Regions from separate parts of the Homo sapiens genome. Here region 2 is linked to region 1. Evidence: chromatin contacts called from ENCODE Hi-C or POLR2A ChIA-PET data. All regions are on one chromosome and are shown on one strand. Each heading gives the region's core, a stretch centred on a gene start or an enhancer-like site at or near the end of the contact. The rest is flanking DNA. Distances are from core to core; before and after follow the strand shown.

Evidence for each region. A loop is a pair of places that touch in the nucleus more often than their neighbours do. ChIA-PET counts read pairs that join two places held with the same protein, here RNA polymerase II (POLR2A). Pooled maps may share reads with other maps.
Region 2: a loop to region 1 is called in a map of natural killer cell, with 4 times the contacts of the local background. The contact joins the enhancer-like site here to the promoter of UFD1 in region 1. A Hi-C loop is called at or near these places in 2 of 168 maps with a recorded cell type or tissue (endothelial cell of umbilical vein and natural killer cell) and 8 of 50 pooled maps. POLR2A ChIA-PET finds 5 or more read pairs at or near these places in 8 of 52 experiments (AG04450, K562, WTC11 and 4 more).

What each region holds. Positions count from the first base shown.
Region 1 is chr22:19,473,888-19,481,126 of GRCh38, reverse strand. It overlaps UFD1 (ubiquitin recognition factor in ER associated degradation 1), which reads left to right and starts at 1,934. Exons shown (of 12, transcript NM_005659.7): 1 at 1,934-2,044; 2 at 5,525-5,657; 3 at 6,027-6,059. The coding sequence starts at 2,042. It overlaps CDC45 (cell division cycle 45), which reads right to left and starts at 1,207. Exons shown (of 19, transcript NM_003504.5): 1 at 1,108-1,207; 2 at 910-969; 3 at 82-174. The coding sequence starts at 1,158. RefSeq lists silencers at 1,258-1,307, 2,098-2,167 and an enhancer at 1,398-1,697.
Region 2 is chr22:19,574,034-19,581,098 of GRCh38, reverse strand. No RefSeq gene overlaps it. Among named protein-coding and RNA genes, the nearest start is that of LINC00895, 11 kb to the right of the region's middle. Within about 2 kb of position 4,183, at least 11 of the 41 ENCODE cell types and tissues checked have a DNase peak (open chromatin) inside an H3K27ac peak, as active enhancers do; they include endothelial cell of umbilical vein and natural killer cell, where a contact is called at or near this core.

The DNA of each region.
Region 1 (7,239 bases), core at 685-3,184:
TCTATCGTGGAAATAGAATGCTGTGTCAAGAAATTACAATTGAGTAAAAAGCCACGTTATTCTAAAACGCATCTTCAATACCTGTTCTTTATGCTCAAGAAATGCAGTTTCAAGTTCTTGCCACCCAGAAACTGGAACCAGCGTATATTGCACGTGGTCACACTGGAACAAGGCCTGGAGAGAGAGTGTTTTCAAAGCCTATCTTATTTAGGACATTAGCAATTTACCTTGAAAAGAAACTGAGGAAGATTAGACGGGTTGAGAGACAAAAGACACGGGATAACATTAAAGCTAGTGAAATGCTTACGGGAAAAGCTAGGTGCTAGGGATATGAGCGTTTACCATACCATTCTGTGAATTTTGCAAATTACCAAAGTAAAACATCGGGGAGAAATGCCGATTTAACTTCCAGGCCTTCTGAAAAGTTCCTGATCCAAGGGCCTGACCAAAACAACGTAAATACTATGCCCTATTCAAAACCAAACTAACGATCTTCCCTAATAGACTAGGGGCTCCCATATTCCCAGCAACACCTGTGACACGACTATACCCACAGTTGTCACAGATTCCTCTCTCTCAAATCCCCCATTTGAGAGGCCACGACAGATCCAAAGTTTCCCCCAAATGCAACTGCTGTGTTCACCTATTAATATTAATAGCTTATTGCAAAAATACAAACTAGTCTCTTTACCTTTTACTTAATCCTTTATCCCACCCCACACCGTTGGGACAGGGAGGCAACCTCTCCTCCGAGTCTCTCTCCTCTCACTTGCTGTTCACCTCCTGCCCTGCTCCCTCTCCCACCCTAAGCCCTCAGCACCCATCCTGACACTCTGCCCGCCCTGCGCCCCCACGCAGCACCCTCACCTCGCGCGCCGGCCCCGCCCTCCTAGGGTCCGCAGAACTCACCTGAAGGATCTTGCACGCACACAGAGCATCCACGTCCGAGGCCACGAAGAGAAGGACCCTCTATCGGGGAAGAGCAGACCGGCTGAACACGGCGACCCGAACCCCGGCCCTCCCCTGCCTCCCGGTCACCCACGGTCGCTCCCCCTCATCCCTTCCCCACCGGCAAGGCCTCGGCGGGGGTCCCGGACTGGGCGTCACCTGGCTCTGGACCACCTCGTAGAACTCTTTGCGGAAATCGGACACGAACATAGCCACGGCGGCCGGACGCCTGGCGCTCGCGCTGAGGTACCAAGAGCCCGGCGGCGGTCAAGACTCCCGCCAAATCACGGCTCCTCCGATTGGTCCAGGGATCACCAACCAATAGCTTCTTAGTTCCCAGCCTTCCTTTCTTTCTGATTGGGCCACATTGGAGGCGGCCATTAGCGCTCTGCCATTCACGGCCAGAAAACTCCAGCCCGCCCCCAAAGAAGCGTCACCTCTGAGGCCGAACGCAAACACTGTTGCCCCCTTCAACTCTGACTCGCTTTTACCCAGAAAAGCGACGCTGGGCGGACATCTTTACTTTGGGAAGAGAAGCCTACTGCCTCCCACTGGGAACCCTCAGGGAAAGTATACTTCTAACCATACATTAAACTCAGTCACATACCCAATGGGGCAGCATTTACGTTTGCAATAGGTTTTTGGTGTGGTTTGAAGAAGGATTTGTAGCTTAGTTCCGCCCGAGTCCTCGATGGCTGAAGCAGAGGCAGTCTGGGTAGTGCATTGTGGGTAGTGTAGTCGTAAGGACAATGGGCCCTACTAAATTCGTCTGGAGGGGAATACTGTCAACACGTAATTTAAAATAACGTTTAAAAATACCTATAAAAGGGGAAATAAATCACGAAAGGGCATTTTAATGCTTCTACTGAGGGTGTTTTAGAGCCTAGCGTCTTCGCCTGGCCTTTTCTCTTTTGCAGCCGACGCTTTGTCCCGGGCACCCCCCCTCCGGGTCTCGGGTCCGGCACTTCCGGTGAGCCTCTGGGGCGTACCGGCTTGGCGCGGCGGCAGCGGCAGCGGCGGCTGGGAGAGCGGTCGGCGGGGTTTCTTCGTTGCATTGCCTGAGAGGAGCGGAGTCTGCCAGGTGGTGTCCATCATGGTAAGCGCTGACGGGCAGCGGGCGGGGGCTGGGCCTTGGCCCGGGGCCTGAGGTAGGGCCCGGCGGGGCAGGGCGGGGCGGGACGGCGGCGGAGGTGCCGAGTCACCCGGGCCTGAGTCCGGCCTGCAGGCTCATCGGCCGCACCGGGCACAAGCAGGACCCTTGACCACTAACCGCCTGTGGTCGCGTCCGCCGGTCCTGAACGTGGCTCGCATTCTGTCTCAGCCGGACTTGCCCTCCTTGACGAAAGAAAGGAAGGTTTGTGTCCATTCACGGGTTTCCCAAGTGCTGGACGCGCAACAGGTTTCCATAAACCCAAAGTTAGTTGCAAGGTTGCTGGGGATGGGAACAGAATCAGGGCGCTCCCCAGGGAGAATCCGTAGTGGGCATCCCCCGCTCTTGGGGGACACCCAGCTCTTGCCCCAGCTCCGTGAGCTCCGTGCCTACGGGTTCGTGCCTTCGAATCTGTACAGCGGTGTTGTGTTCGGTAATGATAACGATGGAAGCTAATACCTGCTGGTACATTTCCTGTTACACAGCTTTTAACACCTGTACTCCCTCATCGCGGCTTATTTCTTTTAATCCCTACAATCCCTTTGGAAGCAAGGATGATGATGATTTTAAACATGAGAAAACTAACGTTTACAGAGGTACTTTATTCGAGTCACAGAAGTAGGGACTGGAGAGTTGAAGCCAAGTCTGTCTGGCTGCAAAGCACTCTACGGTATTGTCTTCCTGTCACCTGTTTATTTTAGTAAAGACAAGGAATGATTGTTAGATTTTATCCCAAGTGTGTCACTGTCAAACCCTGGCTTATTTCTATTCTTGAGTTCATCCACTCAAGAATACCTGATATGTTCCAGGCAGTGTGCTAGGTCTCGGGATTGAAAAGGAAAGTGAGAGATGGGATCGGGAGCAGCAAAGAAGGGGCAGAAGGTCGGGTTCATGGGTAAACTGCAGGCAGGTTGTTAAGTATGTTGCCCCTTTGTGCGGATTTACCTTTTATATTCAAAGAGAAGAAATGGCTTACATAGGTTGGCTAGTGAGAAGCACTCAAGGGAAGCAAGCCCCTACCCTGTTCTGGCCTTGTTCACCCAGAAACGCTATTTCCTGTGTTATGGTTCTGGCCAAGATTTAGCTGAACAGTTATGCTGCTTAAAAGAAGAAAGACAAAAGATTGGAAATTACTGTGTTAGAGTGCCAGGGAGTAAAGAACCATCCCAGATTTTAGGCGGGAACATGCTATGTTTGCATTTTGGGAGATGGCTAATTCAGCTTGCTAATTTTGGAGTTGCTAGTAAACTGCTTTGTCAGTAGGTGGCATTCCTTCTACTAAATATATATTTGGAATCAAGTCAAGAAATTTTCTCTAATACAGATTTTTTTTTAGTTGTGGTTAAAAAAACCAAATTTTTATCATCTTAACCGTTTTTCAGTCTATAGTTCAATAGTGTTGAGTACATTCACGAGCAACAGATTTTCAGAACTTTTTCATCTTGCAAAAGTGAAACTCTACTCACATTAAACAATAGCTCTCCATTTTCTGCTCCTCACAGCCCCTGTCAATCTCTGTTCCACTTTGTCTCCATGAATTTGCCTACTCTAGGTACTTCCTAGAAGCGGACTCATAAAATATAAGTCCTTTTATGACTGACTTACTTCACTTGGCATGATATCCTCAAGGTTCATCCATGTGACAGGATTTCTTTCCTTTTAAAAGCTGAATAATATTTCATTGTATGTATATACCATACCACAATTTGTTTATTCATTCATCTGTCATTGGACACTTGAGTTGCTTCCACCTTTTAGCTATTATGAATAATTGTGCTATGAATACGGGGTGTACAAAAATCTCTTCTTGATTCTGCCTCCAGTTCTTTTGAATATATATCCTCCTGTGAGATTTTAGGTGGTTTCAGTTACCCGAGGTCAACCATGGTCCAAAAATATTAAAATAGAAACCACATTCACATAACTTTTATTACAGTATATTGTTGTAATTGTTTTATTATTAATTGTTAATCTCTTACTGTGCCTAATTTATAAATTAAACTTTTTTTTTTTTTTTTTTTTGAGATGGAGTCTTGCTCTGTTGCCCAGGCTGGAGTGCAGTGGCACGATCTCGGCTCACTGCAACTTCCACCTCCTGGGTTCAAGCGATTCTTCTGCCTCAGCCTCCTGAGTAGCTGGGATTACAGGCGTGTACCACCACGCCCGGCTAATTTTTGTATTTTTAGTAGAGAGAGGGTTTCACTATGTTGGCCAGGCTGGTCTCAAACTCCTGACCTCAGGTAATCCACCTGCCTCTGCCTCCCAAAGTGCTGGGATTATAGGCGTGAGCCACCGCACCCAGCCTATAAATTAAACTTTATTGTAGATATGTATAAGAAAATTGTAGATATGTATAAGAAAAAACATAGTATGTATAGATTTCAGTATTATCTGTGGTTTCAGGCGTCCACTGGGGATGTTGGAATGTATCCCCTGTGGATATGGGGGTGGGGGGTGGGAGGAATACTGTACTTTGAGAAAACCTTCAAATTGATACATGTTTGCTAAGCCTCATCTTAGTCTACAGTTTAAGATCTAGGATCTTATCTTTTTAATGGCATCATGTTTTAGCTTTGCTTGTTGCTGTAAGAAAGCATCATAACATAGTGTAACGTGTACCTACTTTGTGCTGTGAGAGCACGCTGGAGAGGCACTAGACCTGACCCTCAGCAGAGCAAGAGAGGCTTCCTGGGGAAAGGAAAGGATGGTAATTGGAACCCAGGGGAAGGGGTGCAACCACTGGGTACCTGTTCTTCCTGCTGCCTGGAATGTCTTTCCCTCTTTTTTGCCTGGCTCCCTCTCATAGCATTCAGGTCTTTGTGCAGAGTCCCTTCCTAACCACCTATTTAAAATAGCATTCCCAGGAGCCCTGTGTCTACTTACCCTGCTGCTTGTCTTCAGAACTGCCAGACACACATGTGTGTGTGTCCGTTGCTTGGAGTGTATATCTCTCTTGCTTTGAGTGTCATTTTCACCAGGACAGGGGTGGTATCTATTTTGTTAGTGGACAGACATCACTGGAGTGGTGCTTCCCTTGTGCTCATATCAGAGCCTGGCAGACAGTAGGCACTCAATAAAGAGATGTTTCAATTAACAAATATTGTTTAGATTAATGATAATAGGAAAAGTGTTCAAGGCAGAGGAACTAGCCCAGGCAGGAGTCTGTGGGGCTGTCAGTACAAGTCTCTGAGGTATGCAAGAGGTTGGGCCTTGATCCTGAGGATGAAGATGGGAGCATAGCCCTGAAAAAGGTTCAGGACAGGCTTGGCATGGCCTGTTTTGTATTTAGTAAGATTACATTGAAGATTTCAGTACATTGTGTTCTCTGACAATGTTTAGTAGCATTAATTACTCTGACATGTTTTGGCTTTTGACATGAAGAAATGTACCTTTGTTTTAATACTTGTTTCTCTTTCCTCCTTCTAGTTCTCTTTCAACATGTTCGACCACCCTATTCCCAGGGTCTTCCAAAACCGCTTCTCCACACAGTACCGCTGCTTCTCTGTGTCCATGCTAGCAGGGCCTAATGACAGGTCAGATGTGGAGAAAGGAGGGAAGAGTATGTGCTTGTTTTTATTTGAATAGTAACTTTTCCTGCCCTAAGTCTGCAATGCTGTAGCCTTCAACAGTACTTACTTTGCATGTGGGAGTCAGAAGCTAGTGTTACTGTGAAAATGGTGCTGGGATTTATCCCTGACTTGCTCTGTTGGGGTGGGGTGCTAATTATGGTTAGGTTTATGGCTGATAACCATTCAGTTCCCAAAATAAATTACATCAAGTAAGATTCTTCATGAAAGATCACTGGGACATTCTGGCTACCCTAAAAACAGTTTAAGGCTTTTTGTTAGATATAAAGAAACTGCATCTTGCCTTTGGTCTGTCCTTTTTATTTTTATTTTTTAATATTTCTTAAATGTTCTTTCCACAGTAATTATGCCACCCTCGGCCCTGGACCAACTCAGTAAGTATCTTCTGAGTGACTTAAGGACTTAGATAATGTACATATGGACACCAAGAGTCAGCATGGGCTCCTCAGTACATCCAGACACCAGTGCCCTTTGTCAGCATCTGGTTGTGAATTGTCCGTGGAGGGCATGCGCTGGGCTGGGAGAACCTGGGTCACAGGTACCTAGGGCGAGGCCAGGGCCCCCTGAACCTCAGCTTCATCACTGCCCTGGGTGCTTCAGGTTCCTCCTCTGTGAAGGGGGTTCCCTTTCCCTTCCTGATCACCACCTCCACCCACCCCCCAACTGTTCTCAGTATTCTGTCAGGATTAAGTGAAGGTACAAGTATCAAGTGCTTTGTACCGTGCCAGGGCAGCTGATGCCATTGGCTGGGCTCACTAGATTTTTTTCCTAAAGGAAGAATTGGTCAGCTCACAAGAGGGCGCTGTGAGCAGGTTCCTCATCCCCTCACCAAACATCTTTCCTGAGCTCCAGACCCCCATTTCTTTTCTTTTATTTATTTATTTATTTATTTTTTGAGACAGAGTTTTGCTCTTAGCGCCCAGGCTGGAGTGCAGTGGCGCAATCTTGGCTCACTGCAACCTCTGCCTCCCAGGTTCAAGTGATCCTCCTGCCTCAGCCTCCCGAGTAGCTGGGATTACAGGCACCCGCCACCACGCCCGGCTAATTTTTTGTATTTTTAGTAGAGATGGGGTTCCGCCATGTTGGGCAGGCTGGTCTTGAACTCCTGACCTCAGGTGACCTGCCTGCCTCGGCCTCCCAAAGTTATGGGATTATAGGCGTGAACCACCATGCCCGGCCCAGACCCCCGTTTCTAATCTCCAGTGCACCAATGCATCCTCAGCATGTCAAAAACTGAGCTATTGTCTTCCATCCAGAAGCCACTCCTCTTGCTGGGCTCCTGCCTCTTACCAGGAGTGAGATAGGCCCACAGGGGTTCTAAGAGTGGCCACATTCTTCCTCCCTTTTCTCTGACCCCTTATCCCATGAGAGCAACCTGGAAACCCATGCCCTAGCCCCATACTACACAGGCACAGAAAATCCCTATCATGGACAACCCAATCAAGGATGCAGTCATTGCCTTCCAGACTTAAAGAGTGTTTCTGGTGTGAATTCTTCCTGTGTGAGGCAGGAGACTGGGGTTGGCCAGGAGGACAGGTTCATGCTTGGTTTTGG
Region 2 (7,065 bases), core at 2,934-5,433, 98 kb before region 1:
CACCACCACGCCCAGCTAATTTTTTTATTTTTAGTAGAAATGGGGTTTCACCGTGTTAGCCAGGATGGTCTTGATCTCCGGACCTCGTGATCTGCCCACCTCGGCCTCCCAAAGTGCTGGGATTACAGGCGTGAGCCACCGCGCCTGGCCTCTGATTCACTTTTTGAGGAAATACCAAACTTTTCCACGGTGGCAGCACCATTTTACATTCCCACCAACAGTAAACCAACGTTCAATTTCTCCACATCTTCACGTTCTTTACATCCTTGCCAATGCTTTTATTTTCTGTTGTTGGTTTTGCTTGGCTTTTTTTGATAATAGCCATCCTAATGCCTGTGATTTGCATTTCCCTAATAACCAGTGATGTTGGGCATCTTTTCATGTACTTCTTGGCCACTTGTATGTCTTCTTTGGAGAAATGTCTATTCAAGTCCTCTGTCTATTTCTTATTTTTTGTTGTTGAGTAAAGTTATGACTTTTCAAAACGTATTTTACCTTGATTTGTTTTGCCACCTATGATGTTTTATTTTGAACTTTAGAAGTGGAAAGAAACTAATAAGTCATATTTAAAGCCATGTTGTTCTTCCAGTCAGCACCATAATTCTTAACAAGAAAACTTGACATTTCATTTAAGTGATTAAATGTATAGAGGTTGGAGATTTGCATTTTCCTCTATAATCCATATAATAATCCATGGAAAATCTTTTCCAATAGTTAACAATGCAGCAGAAAACAGCCCATACATAACGACAAAATGAAAACTCCCAGATCATTTGCATCCTGCCAGAATCTTAGCTTCCCTCGCATTACTGCTATTCATGACCTCAAGCCACACGTTCTTATAAGGATGTGACCCCAACTTTGATAGTAAATGAATGGTTATCAGATCGAGGTCTCTCTCTTCCTCTCACAGCTTCAAAACAGTGACAGGAAATGGGAAAAGGGAAAACACCTCAGAGTTTGCAAACGGGTGACTGTGTGCCTCAGCAGCACAGGAAGGAAATGACCACGGGACACCTGTGCAGTGGCTAGAGCCAGGCCGGCCTCATTCGATGTCATGTGACGGGTGGAGATGGGGGAGCTGTGACAGCGGCAAGCACATCCCGGCCAGGCCCGGGAGAACATGGGCTCCACCAGCTCACCCCCTCCACAGCCTTTCCTTCAGAAGCCTCGCTGTGGACACAGACTGAAACAGGCCGTGTGGTGGTGGGAGGGGTGTCATTATATTATTCTATTTGTGTGTACATTTGTGTGTTTTCATAATGAAGTTGGTATTTTTAAAAAAGAAGCCTCTCCTCCCTTTTTTCTCCTTGGTATTTTAAACCATCCAAATATTAAGAATGCTCTCTAAAGACAATCAAAACAGCAAGCATCTCAACAGTAATAACTTCACCCCACTGAGCTGAATTAGGCCAGCAAAGGTCTCAGAAATGAACTCTCTACCTTCGTTCACTCAACACATCTTTGACCTTTGGGAAAGTACCCCGTGCCAGTGTGCCAGGCCCTCTTTTACCTCCAAAGAGCAGTGGAGACTGGGCGTCCTACTGGGCAGTAGATGTGGGCAGAGCCCCACAAAGAGCAGAGTCTGGCAAGGGGGGTCCAGGCCAGCTGGGGCAGAGGCCTTGCAGGCACTGGGACAGACTGTGGCCTGCACACAGGGAAATGGGACCCTGCCTGCACACAGGGCTGACTCACCACACACCAGCCACAGTTTGCTATATGACCAGAGGGTAAAGAGAGACCCCACCCAACTGGGGCCTTCAGGCACCAACTAGAGGACAGGAAGAACCCAGCTGGAGGCCCTCTTGCCTCAGCCAACAGGCGCCAGTGGTGAGCACAAGGAAGACAGAACACAGGCCATCCCCAGGGTGGGGACAAGGAGGAGGAAGCTCAGCCTCCAGCCCCAGGGACAGGGCCCCTTGAGACCCCAGGAGGGAGTGACCTAGTCTCAGGGTCCCTTTTCTTCCCAATTCCAGCAGTGTCAGAACTGCCAGGTACAAGAAAGAGCCACGCAGTCCTCTGGGCAGCAGAAACCCGAGGCTCAGTGAGAGCAGTGACCCAGGAGAGCCAGCTTTCCACGCGCAGGCTGGAGCCACTCGCTCCTTCTGGCCACACATAAGTTACTGAGCATCTGCTCACCAACAGCTTCCTTTTGTTAGGAAGTGTGGAAGTGGCATCTGAGCAGACTTGGGGGAAGTGAGTGGGTGTGGGGCCTGTTCCAGACCCAGAGAGCACCCAGTGCAAAGGCCCTGTGGCAGGAGCATGCCTGGTCTCCTGGGGACCGAGCGGCCAGGGTGTGGAGAGCGGCAGCAGGCAGCACAGGCCATGGCCACTTTGGGACCTTTGACTGTGAACAGAAGCCACAGCATGGTGTGGAGCAGAGGAGCAACATAATCTAGAGAGGTGGTTTTTTGTTTTTGGTTTTGGTTTTTTTTTTTTTTTAAGAGACAGGGTCTCATCTGTCACACAGATTGGAGTGCAGTGGTGCAATCATGGCTCACTGCAGCCTCGAACTCCTGGGCTCAAGCAATCCCCTCCTGCTTCAGCATTCCCAGCAGCTGGGACCCCAGGCACGCACCACCACACCCGGATATTTTTTAAATTTTTTGTAGAGACCGAGTCTTACTATGTTGCCTAGGCTGGTCCCAAACCGCTGGCCTCAAGCCATCCTCCTGCCTCAGCCTCCTGGCTACACAGAGTCAGTCACTTCTTATCTTGCACACAACTGGAGAGAAAATCCTTGACTGAAAGATGCCTGGCTTTGCTCTGTCACTCACAGCGCTTCCCTTGCACAGCACCTGATAGGACGAGTGCCAGGATCAGGGTTCTTGTGACATTGTGAGGCCAATTATGAAATCTAAGGAGACTAGGGACTTCCAGTTTCATTAACTTGATTCTTCTGTTAGGAAGAAAGTACCTAGATTAAAATAATTCACCCTAAGATGTGAATGAATGAAAATGAATGTCAAAACCCTCTAGAGAACTTTAACAAGGCATCAATTCACGGAAAGCCTAACTGGTAAAATTAGTAGAATATATCTCAGACTGTCTACAACATCAAAGGAGAAGCGTGTCTATATTGAGGGAATGGGTTCAGGAGAGACACCAACAGGGGAGCTCATGTTCCGTGTCTCTCTAGATTACAGGATCCAGAGGTTCTATGAGTGGCCATCCCTGATCACCCCCAGTTCCCAACTGACCCAGACCACGGCCTCCCAATCCCTGCATCGGCCCTTTAAGCTCCCAGGGTGGCTGTGACTCCTTGGGTATCAGCTTGCTCGGCGTCCTGCCTCTGATGCCCTCCGGATGCATCCCTGGGGACTGCGGCTCATGGGCCCCACGGAGGCAGGAGGAACTGACCTCGCCAAACCCTAGCCAGGCTGTCACCTGGCCCAGACCGCCTTGGTCTGGATGTCTGCCGCAGCCTGGGCTCTGCTCACCACTCTAAACACAAGTGGCCACATACCATCTGATTCCACTTACATGAAATGTCCAGAAAGGGCAAATCCATAGGGACAGAAAGTAGACTGGTGGTTGTGAGAGGCTGGGAGAGGCTGAGAGAGGAGGTAGGTGAGGGGGAAATGGGAGTGACTGATTCATGAGTACTGGGCTTCTTTTGGGGCCATGCAAATATTCTAAACTGGATGGTGATGGTTACACAACTCTGTGAACAGACTAAAAATGATGGAAAACTCTACTAAGAACTCTTCTTCCGAGGGGTGAATTGTAGGGTATGTGAATCATATCTCAGTAAAGCTGCTGCAAAGCAAGCAGAGAGAGAGGAGGGAAGTAGGAGAGGCTGGCGGCCCCAGGAGTAGGGCTCAGGAACCAGCTACGGAGGCTGGGAGGCGGGGCCAGAGCCAGTCGGAGGCACAACCAACTGCAGGCAGCTTGGACAACCCTGAGGGCGCTTCCAGCTGAACTGTGGAGTGTTTGGCAGAAGCAAGAGCAGGGGGCCAAGCTTCTGGTGATGGCCTGGGCCCTAGACACCCCCTCCCCTAACAAAACCCAGAAAGGAGTGACTGGGAGAGAAGGCATAGTCAGGAGCATCACTCCCACGCCTGGCCTCCCCACCACCAAGCCTGCCTGGCCTCCCCAGCACCAAGCCCACAGGCACGGCACACTAGCAACCGCCCAGAATGACTCACACCTTCCTGTGACATTGTCTAATATGAACTGCCCAGGGTCTTGAAGCACCGAGCACTGGGAGATCCCCGTGTCCCCAGGAACTGTACTCTGCATTTTCAAATAGAACATTTTCATGATATGTTGATGGCCACTCTTTTCCCTGACTGGCCATCTGAGAAACTGAACAGAGGTGAGGTTACGGCACCCCCCAAAGGTGACCAGAGAAGCTCATCACTGACAGCCCAGGGGAGCCCTTTTGGGCCCGACACAGAGTGTCACCCTCTGAAGCTGTCACAGAATCAGAGACTAGGGCTCTGTCACCTCACACCTCGGGAACACTGCAGGGGTGCTCTGCAGCAGCATGTTTCTCTCTCTCTCTCTTTTTTTTTTTTTTTTTGAGACAGAATCTCACTCTTGTCCAGGCTGGAGTGCAGTGACATGATCTTGACTCACTGCAACCTCCACCTCTTGCGTTCAAGCAATTCTCCTGCCTCAGCCTACCGAGTTAACTGGGATTACAGGCACCACGCCCAGCTGTTTTGTATTTTTGGTAGGGACGGGGTTTCCCCATGTTTGCCAGGGTGGTCTCAAACTCCCGACTTCAAGTGATCCGCCCGCCTTGGCCTCCCAAAGTGTTGGGACTACAGGCATGAGCCACCATGCCTGGCCTGCAGCATGTCTCTTTTTTTTTTTTTTTGAGACGGAGTCTCTCTCTGTCACCCAGGCTGGAGTGCAGTGGCGCAGTCTCGGCTCACTGCAACCTCCATCTCCCAGGTTCACACCATTCTCCTGCCTCAGCCTCCCGAGCTGGGACTACAGGCGCCTGCCACCATGCCCGGCCAATTTTTTGTATTTTTAGTAGAGATGGGGTTTCACCATGCTAGGCAGGATGGTCTCGATCTCCTGACCTCGTGATCCACCCATCTCGGCCTCCCAGAGTGCTGGGATTACAGGCGTGAGCCACTGCGCCCGGCCCAGCATGTCTCTTAAACGCAGGGGCCACGAGCAGAGCTGTCAGAATGCTTCAGAGGAAAACAAGTGGGGCCCGGTGACAACTCACACAAGACACTGGGGGTGACACGGAAGAAGGGGACCCTCCAGGGCTGCTTTTAAGTTGGGGGCATTCTTAGAATTAAGAAGCTGTCAATCAACTGCCAGATCCTGCAAAGAACTGTTTCAACTCCATTAAGGAAAAATAAAGGAAACCCAAAAGAAAAACAGACAGAGGATACAATGTTCTCATGAAGATTGCCTGTAACCAATAAACATTTTAAAAGATGCTTAAAGTTGCAAGTCATGGATAGAATGTAAATTAAGGCATCAATAAGACAACCTTTTTCACCCAACAGATTAGGTTAAATCTAGTGCTGGAGAAAGTGTGGGGAAACAGGCATTCTCAGGCCACGGAGCAACATCTGTTAAAACTCTAAAAGGTTGGGCAGGCGTGGTGGCTCATGCCTGTAATCCCAACATTTTGGGAGGCCAAGGCGGGTGGGTCACTACAGGTCAGGAGGAGTTCAAGACCAGCCTGACCAACATGGTGAAACCCTGTCTCTACTAAAACTACAAAATCACCTGGGCTTGTTGGCGCATGCCTGTAATCCCAGCTACTTGGGAGGCTGAGGCAGGAGAATTGTTTGAACTCGGGAGGCGGAGGTTGCAGTGAGCTGAGATCGCGCCACTGCACTCCAGCTTGGGTGACACAGCAAGACTCCATCTCAAAAAACAAACAAACAAACAAACAAACAAAAACCTCTAAAAGGTACATGCCCTTTAGCCTAGCAATTCCACTTGGAGGAGCCCAGCCTGCAAAACTACTCACAAATGCACACAAGTGAATACACACACTCAAGAATGTTCACTGTAGGGCTATATTTTAACAGAAGAAAACTTACAGGCACCTAAATGTTCTTCCACAGAGGAATAATTATAAATAATGATTCATCCATATAATAAAATACTATATAGGTATAGAAGAAAACGTTTAAGGACTATGTTAACAATGATGTTATCTCTGGAGAATGGGATTTTAGGAGAGGACTCCCATTATACCTTTGCATGACATTTATAATCAGAAAACAAACCTTCAAAAAAATGAGTTGCTGGGATGATGGTATGATCCCATTTACATAAAACGGAAAATAATATATATGCATATGTACATACGTGTAGCTGTGCTGTCTAGAAAAGTGTCTGCAAGTGTCTGCATCTGTATATAGTAGCTATGGCTTCACATCTTTACAACAAGCACACCTAAGTGTGGCTTGTTTAATTTTAAAAAGACCCGAGCTGGGGCTCAACAGTCTGCTGGAGCCACCTCATGTGGTCCCTTGGCTCATACCTCTCCCTAAGCAACTCCTCCACACTCTCAGTAGTGTCTGCATGCGGAGGAGTCCCTCAGACTCATTTCCCAGGGGCCTCCTCTGAGCCCCAAGTCTACATGACCAAGTTGCTTTGCAAAATCTCCCTCCAGATCCACCCAAGTCAGACACAAGGCTTGGTCTTCCCTTCCACATCAGGTCCTGTTCTGGCGTTCTATCTCTGCAATGGCTCCATCACCGTTTATGCTCACCCCTCCTCCCCATGACCCATGCCTAGACCGCCACTACATCCTCCATCTCTCTCAAACACACCTCTGCTCCCACTCCTGCCACCACACACCCCCAACAGCCTCAGTCTGGGGAGCTGTCATCTCTCACCTGGATGCCAGTGCCTGCCTGTGCCATCCATCCTCCAAGCCACAAATAAACGGTGGCTGGAAAACAGGAGCCTGATCTGTGGCTACTCCCTGCTTAGACGCCTCAATGGCTGTCCATGGCACGAATACCAAGGCCAATCCCCTAACCGGGCCTGGAACACCCCTTACCTTCCACCCCTGCCTCACCATCCTCCCCTCCCTCTGGGCTCCATCCTCTGGCCACCATCAGGCCCCAGGGC